Regions from separate parts of the Homo sapiens genome. Here region 1 is linked to region 2. Evidence: chromatin contacts called from ENCODE Hi-C data. All regions are on one chromosome and are shown on one strand. The core of a region is the stretch at or near the end of the contact, and the rest is flanking DNA. Distances in the headings are between cores, read along the strand shown.

Region 1 (3,655 bases), core at 431-2,930, 3.2 Mb after region 2:
TCCTGGAGATGGATGCTTTAGTGTGTTTGGGGTGAAAATGGCGATGAATGGCGAGTTGCTTTAAACAAATCATGGTACACCAAAGTTTTAGTTGTGGCTTTGTGTAAGGAATGTGATGGGCACTTATTCCTGCAACACGAGAATACTATGATTTACAAGTCCGTAGTACTTTTAAGAAATGAGAGAAACAGACCTAGGTGGGGAGGGTACCTGTCCCACCCCACCCTCTTTAAAGTATCTTATCTAGAAAAGGCTTTGTGAAAAAAAAAGTCCCGGGTCTCTCTCAATAACAGCCCTGAGCGCAGCTGTTGAAGCTTTCTCAGGTTAATGATTTCTTTCTTGGATCTTAAAGTTTCTTTCTCTTCCTTTATTTTTGGCATTTTGCCCGTTGCAGGGCCTGGCAAATCAGAAAGCCACATAGAAAATTAAATGAAAGCTATTGCTAAGTTCCAGTCTCTACACCAGTGGAGTTTTCAAACTCCTCTTCAGCATATTTGACGCCCAATGAGTAGTACATTAATTCCTAGTCCTAAAATCATTCTGTGAACTTTCTCCCAGGAATTTTTGCTCAGTTTGCAATTAAAACAACTTTTTTTCTTCTCTTTTTAATGGCAGAGGCGGGGTCTCACTATGTTGCCCAGGATGGTCTCCAGCTCCTGGCCTCAAACAATCCTCCTGCCTTGGCCTCCCAAAGTGCTGGGATTACAGGCGTGAGCCACCGCGCCCAGCCACAGTTTGCAATTCTTAAGGCAAGGGTGACAATAGGGGTCAGGGGTCTGACAGGAGACAGGATTTCTGTGGAAAACTGCACCAAGGGCCTTCTCGCCATGTCCCGTAGTTTGAAGGTTTACAAAGGACTGCACATTTTACATGAGTCATCTCAACGAACGCTCTCCTCACCGCATTAACAGTCCACGCGGTTACGAGTCCCATTTTACTCACGGGGACACCGAATCTGTAAGAAGCCTGGTCGCTTGTCCCAGCAAAACGAGCCACGGGGCTCAGCGGCCCTAACTTTTAGGCTGTAGGGTCCTCGCCGACCACCCCGCCAAAATGTCAGGCCTCGGGGCCCTTGCACCCCCACCGCAGGGACACGGATCGAAAGGGTCGCAGCAACGCCTCCCCCGCACCCAGGAGCGTTTTCCAGGCCTTTGCACCAACCTCGTTGGCTAAGCCCCCTGCCCGGCGGCGGCCCGGCTGGGAGGAGGTGCTTTCGGGAGGCGGGGCCGCGGCCCGGGGATCCTCTCGCGCCCGCGGGCTCCAATCGCTGCTCCTCACGCAATCCTAAACGGTTCCCGGGCGAACCGGGGCCCGCGCGCGCCAAGGCCGCCGAGACCCTCAGGGGCTGCGGCCCTGGTCCCGCGGGACCTGTGGGGGCCTGGGCGGCGGCGCCCCCGACCCAGCCAGCGGACGGGCCGGGGGGGGAACCGGGAGGTCCCGGGGGGCGTCCACGGGGGTGTCCCCGGGGGTCTCCGGAAGGCGCCGGCGGAGGCTCCCGCGCTGCGCTTGAAAATCGCGCGCGGCCCCGCGGCCAGCCTGGGTAGGGGCAAGGCGCAGCCAATGGGAAGGGTCGGAGGCATGGCACAGCCAATGGGAAGGGCCGGGGCACCAAAGCCAATGGGAAGGGCCGGGAGCGCGCGGCGCGGGAGATTTAAAGGCTGCTGGAGTGAGGGGTCGCCCGTGCACCCTGTCCCAGCCGTCCTGTCCTGGCTGCTCGCTCTGCTTCGCTGCGCCTCCACTATGCTCTCCCTCCGTGTCCCGCTCGCGCCCATCACGGACCCGCAGCAGCTGCAGCTCTCGCCGCTGAAGGGGCTCAGCTTGGTCGACAAGGAGAACACGGTGAGCCCGCGGGGAGGGCGCTGCGGGCAGGGGAGGGAGGCAGGGAAAGCGAAGCCGCTCCTCACTCACACGCGTCTCCCCGCAGCCGCCGGCCCTGAGCGGGACCCGCGTCCTGGCCAGCAAGACCGCGAGGAGGATCTTCCAGGAGCCCACGGAGCCGGTGAGTGGCGGGCGTGGGGCAGAGGGGCCAGGGACGGCCTTGGGCGTCTTGGCGCCAAAGCCGCATTGTTTCCTCAGCTGTTCACACTCCCGCCCCGGCTCCTTTCCCGCCTAGGCGGCCCCTCCCCAGGGCTGCCTCCCGCGCCCCTCGGCCCATTTCCCGGTTCGGGCGTGCGCTCCTCTGCTGCGACCCACGGAGTGCGACGGGACAGCCACGTTTTCACATCGGGCCCCGTGAAATTGCCGCCAATGGAAAGGACTTGGTCCAGAAAAACGTTAGTTTCATATGGTTCGCCCGGTACTTAAATGTTTTATTTTCTCCCCCAACAGAAAACTAAAGCAGCTGCCCCCGGCGTGGAGGATGAGCCGCTGCTGAGAGAAAACCCCCGCCGCTTTGTCATCTTCCCCATCGAGTACCATGATATCTGGCAGATGTATAAGAAGGCAGAGGCTTCCTTTTGGACCGCCGAGGAGGTAATCGGAGGACCCCAGAAGACCCCTGCAGGGGTGACCGTCACGCCTCAGACATAAATGCACTTGGAGGTTCCCGTTGGCAAGGGGGGCTAACTGTGGGGCATAGTAAGTGGTGCCAGCATACTTAAAGTTTGAGTGCTCAGTGTGAGTCCTGTAGGCTTTACTCTCTTCCTTTTATGCTAAAATTGTGACTTCCGAACCTCAGGTGGACCTCTCCAAGGACATTCAGCACTGGGAATCCCTGAAACCCGAGGAGAGATATTTTATATCCCATGTTCTGGCTTTCTTTGCAGCAAGCGATGGCATAGTAAATGAAAACTTGGTGAGTTTCCAAAACATCTTTCATTCATTTGACGTTGACGATCTGAGGTCGAACTAGTTCGCTTTCCTCGTCTTGTATGTTTTTCCATGCTGAGTGCATCTGTGTGTGTAAGCTGGGTTTTATATTACATGGCATTTCCTGTTTTGTAACACTTTGCAGTTCTTTCTTATGGTATTTTCCCGACTCTAGAGAAGCTGAGACAATATTAAGTGGTAGCAATGTGATGACTCTTTGTGGCCACCACATCTGCCCCCTCTTTTTTTTTTTTTTTTTGAGACAGAGTCTCACTCTGGCCCAGGCTGGAGTGCAGTGGTGTGATCTTGGCTCACTGCAACCTCCGCCTCCTGGGTTCAAGCGATTCCCCAACCTCAGCCTCATGAGTACCTGGGATTACAGACGTGCGCCACCATGCCTAGCTAATATCTGTATTTTTAGTAGAGACAGGGTTTTACCATGTTGGCCAGGCTGGTCTCGAACTGCTGACCTCAGGTGATCCACCCACCTTGGCCTCCCAAAGTGTTGGGATTACAGGCGTGAGCCACCACGCCCGGCTCTGCTCCCTCCTTTTTGTGGCTTTGCTGTTTTAATAATAATTTGGTTGTATCTCTTATTGCGAATGGATCTTTCTTGACATAAATTAATTAGGAAATCGAGCGCTCACAAATCCTATTTTATATGTATCTATTTCCTGATATGTAAGTTGAGCATATGACATAAAATATCAAAGAATTGTGACAAATTGGATGAAATATATATAGAAATAAACCTTATAATGGTACAAAGAGTGCGATGCTGCCAGTATCCGTTGACAGTTGCTGCTGTTGGTTTTTTCTCAAGCTTAACTTTGATGTGTTTTGCCAC
Region 2 (3,807 bases), core at 1,204-3,703:
CAAGAGTTAGACACACGAGAGAGTTAAACAACTGAGTAAGAGAGGCAAAGCAGTGATAGAAAAGGCACCTGCCGTGGGACAGCCTGGCTTGAGCTGCAGTACCGTGTTTGATTAAGGGTGCGATACTTAGGTTCACAAAGGCCCAGTTTCCTCATCAGCAAAATGAGGGATCAATGCAGATTAGTGTAAGGACTTGAGTTAATTATACAAACAGCTCTTGGTGGCCTCTGGTAACTACTAACAGTTACCAATGAGTTCACATCATGTGAAAGCCATCCTTCATAATCTGAGGTAATGCAGGACAAAATAGATAAAAACTCATGGCACAGTTTGAAGTCCTGATAATTGTCATGAGCAAAAAGAGAGGACATTTGGGTTTTGGGGAAGAACACCTTAGAGAACAGGAGGCTTAAGACGGCTGCCCGTTAGTTAACTTACTCATTTAGTATGCACCTATGATGTATCAGCTTTTATAGCAAGTGCTAAAAACACAAAAATGAGCATAAGATTGTTTTGTCGCTAAGGTGCTCAAAGTTTAGTGGAGAAGGCAGTCTTGTAAACGAATAGGTAAAATAAGTGTTGAAGGATGGTAGAAGTAGCAACAAAGTTTTAACACACACACACACACACAAAACATGGAGGACTCTGGTGGTCTTTCATTCTACATCTTAATGGGAATATTGAGATGAGCGCTTCGCCAGAGCTCAGGTCTGAAAAATCCGGTAGAACATAAACTTCTAAAAATGTTCTGACTACTCATCCATAAAAAAAGAATGAATTAACGGCATTTGCAGCAACTTGAATGAGATTGGAGACTATTATTCTAAGTGAAGTAACTCAGGAATGGAAAACCAAAGGTTGTATGTTATCATACTTAAGTGGGAGCTAAGCTATCAGGATGCAAAGGCATAAGAATGACACAGTGGGCCTTGGGGACTCAGTAGGAAAGGGTGGGATGTGGGTGAGGGATAAAAGACTACAAATTGGGTGCAGTGTATACTGCTCGGGTGATGGGTGCCAAAGTTTCACAAATCACCACTACAGAATTTACTCATGTAGCCAAACACCACATGTTCCCCAATAACCTATGGAAACAAAAAACAAAACAAAAAAATGCTCTGCTCTGTTTTGTGAGGGGTCCAATGTCGGCCTTCAAGTGGCCTCAAAAATCAGAAATACAGACATGTGTGAAGCAACTTGATATAAGACAGCACAGGGTGGTGGGAGCCAGGGTGAGCTAGAGAACATACTCCTCTTAGAGGTGTTCAAGTTTTATAAAACATGACACTCCCCAAATGAAATACCCCTGAAGATCTGACTTGTCTTATCAGATGCCTGTTTTCAAATTCAAGTCACAGTGCCACCATGACTATCCCTAATTTATTCAGTGGTATATCAGGCATTAGCTATTCACTGAAAACTGGTAACCTTAATCACTGTTCCTTGAAGGAAATATTTTTACTCCCTGTTGTAAAGACTTTGAATAGTTATTCATACCCCCTTCTGTGAACATGAGAAAATTATACTTTCTCACCCTCTTTCAGTTAAGCAAAGCTACTAATTCCGGCCAATTATGAGTGCATTTAACTGCTAGTACAAGGCTGTACAACATTTGCTTTTGGGTCCACAGTGATTACAGAGGAGGCCTCATGTTGAGATGGCTGAGTCTAAAAACAGGCAACCTTGATCTTGTGTGCTTATTGGGAGGATAGTATTGGAGAGACAAATACGGTCACAGCAAACTGCATATATGGGACAGTTCACATTTTGAGATTACTTGTTACTGTAACACAGATTAGCCCGTCCTAACCAAAATGATCCCATAACAAATAACATTCAGATTGTCTAAGGCTAATGATGGAGATACAATTTCAATAGGGGTTAAGGCATTGGACTTCATAGTCCCATTTCACAATATTGACCAAGATTTACATTCTCCCTGGGGGTGGCTCTACAACTGATGGAATCACAATACTCTCGGTCTTGGGGGAATGCGCCATTGCCTCCTACCACTGGACACACAATTCTTCTCTTAACTTAAACTATATGGTCCTTAAGGGTAGAGCGCATATTTTAGCAGCTAAAAAGTTTTGAGCCCTGAAGTGGGCATGCCAAGTATGGTGTTAAGTGCTTTGCATAATTTTTATTTTAAATGCTCAGAGAAACCATAGAAGAGAAGTGTAATCATCCTTCATTTCATTGCTAAGGAAACTGGAGCTGAGGGAGTCTAACTGAAATGCATAGCTAGATCTTGATGAAACCTAAACTGACTTTGGCAGCAAAGCCCGAGCCAAGCTCAGGCAGAGGGCTTTGTCCTTCTTTCTTCCAAACTGCCTGGGACTCAGCTTCTGGGTTTCTGGGTTTTATTTGTTGTTGTTATTTGCTTGTTTCAATCTGTGAAGCCTGCTCTCCTCTTGATGATTAGAAACTGTGAGTGCATGTCTTCTTTAGAGGAAGTGGCTTGTGGTCTTGCCCTGTGATCCTCTGATAAGAATAGGTTCTCAGAAATACAACCCAATAGACCAAACTTTCACACGAAGATATGAAATGAGAGAAGAAGGAAGGAGAAGACAGACTGATAGAGTTCTTCATACACATGCAAGATGGGGAAAGGAAAAAGAGGAATTTGCATTCTTTCATTGGACTATTACATTCTTTCATGTCTAATGCCAAACATACAAATATGATAATATAATAAGAGAGTAACAAAAGTGGTGTGAGCACAGCTCAGCAGAAAGATTGGCTAACCCAGGGGAGTGACAGAAATGTTACTAGAGGTGTCAGTGGTGCACTGGAGTTTAAAATAGTAGGAGAAGTTTTCCAGGCCGTCAAGGTGTGGGGATTTGATGAGAGTGTTTGCGTTTGTTATTGTTGTTGATGGTGGTGGCGATGTGTGTGTGTGTGTGTGTGTGTGTGTGTGTGTAGAAAGAGAGAGAGAGAGGAGTTTTTAAGTACTGTATGTATTTTAAGGAGATTGAATAATCTAAGGTGAGGAGCATTTAAAATAATAGCAGAATAAAAGTTAAATACTTAGAAACATACAGCAATGAAACAAAATGACCTCTAAAGGGCCTTTTAAGTATGTTTCCATCCAGAAAGGGTCTCTATAGCCCCTATTTTTATTTTTTATTCCCATTATCCCCCAGAACTTTCCATTCTTAGGTGGCATCCAAGATTCTGTCCATTCCTGCTCAAGCCCACCTGCCACCTTTATCCATAACAGATAAACCTCCTGGTCCTACCAAGCCAGACAATCTATTGTCAGGAAAATGTTTTATGATTCTCTTCTTCTGCAATCTTGCTGGAGCTCACTTTCCCCATCTTACTGTCTCAGGTCAGGTTCCCTGGGAAACAGACTCTGAGATGGAGGTTGGTGGTTAAGAGATGCTTAGGAAGGGTTCCTGTAGAAGAATGAGGACACAGGGGAGCTGGGATGCATTTGCTGGGGAACTCTGGGGCTAGGGAGCCCTTCAGTGTTGTCCCAAGGTATGCCAAGCGATTCTCAGAAATACAACCCAATAGACCAAACTTTCACACAAAGATATGAAATGAGACATATGTTATGTCCCAGGCAAGCGGTTTTGGAAGGAGTTTTGCAGGAGGCAGCTACCTTTGGCCAAGATTGATTCCTGGGATGTGAGCCTTCCACAGCCAACAGTCCCAGCTCACGGGATAATGACTGCCTTGGTTCTGTAGGGAATCTTCATGAAGCATTCAAGCATCCACCTTGCGATATATCACCTGAGCCCTGTTCAGTAGGTGGAATAGCAAGTCCTGTTTCTCCCCCATAGCTCTTTATTTTAAACC

The links. A loop is a pair of places that touch in the nucleus more often than their neighbours do. Pooled maps may share reads with other maps.
Region 1: a pooled map shows a loop between it and region 2 (3-fold over the local background). The contact joins the promoter of RRM2 here to the enhancer-like site in region 2. A Hi-C loop is called at or near these places in 4 of 50 pooled maps.

The regions. Positions count from the first base shown.
Region 1 is chr2:10,121,059-10,124,713 of GRCh38, forward strand. RRM2 (ribonucleotide reductase regulatory subunit M2) reads left to right here and starts at 1,681. Exons shown (of 10, transcript NM_001034.4): 1 at 1,681-1,839; 2 at 1,925-1,999; 3 at 2,329-2,472; 4 at 2,678-2,794. The coding sequence starts at 1,741. RefSeq lists enhancers at 1-354, 403-958, 716-785, 806-915 and silencers at 1,136-1,735, 1,142-1,642.
Region 2 is chr2:6,907,463-6,911,269 of GRCh38, forward strand. No RefSeq gene overlaps it. Among named protein-coding and RNA genes, the nearest start is that of RNF144A, 8.0 kb to the right of the region's middle. RefSeq lists enhancers at 2,294-2,343, 2,474-2,603. Within about 2 kb of position 2,454, at least 5 of the 41 ENCODE cell types and tissues checked have a DNase peak (open chromatin) inside an H3K27ac peak, as active enhancers do.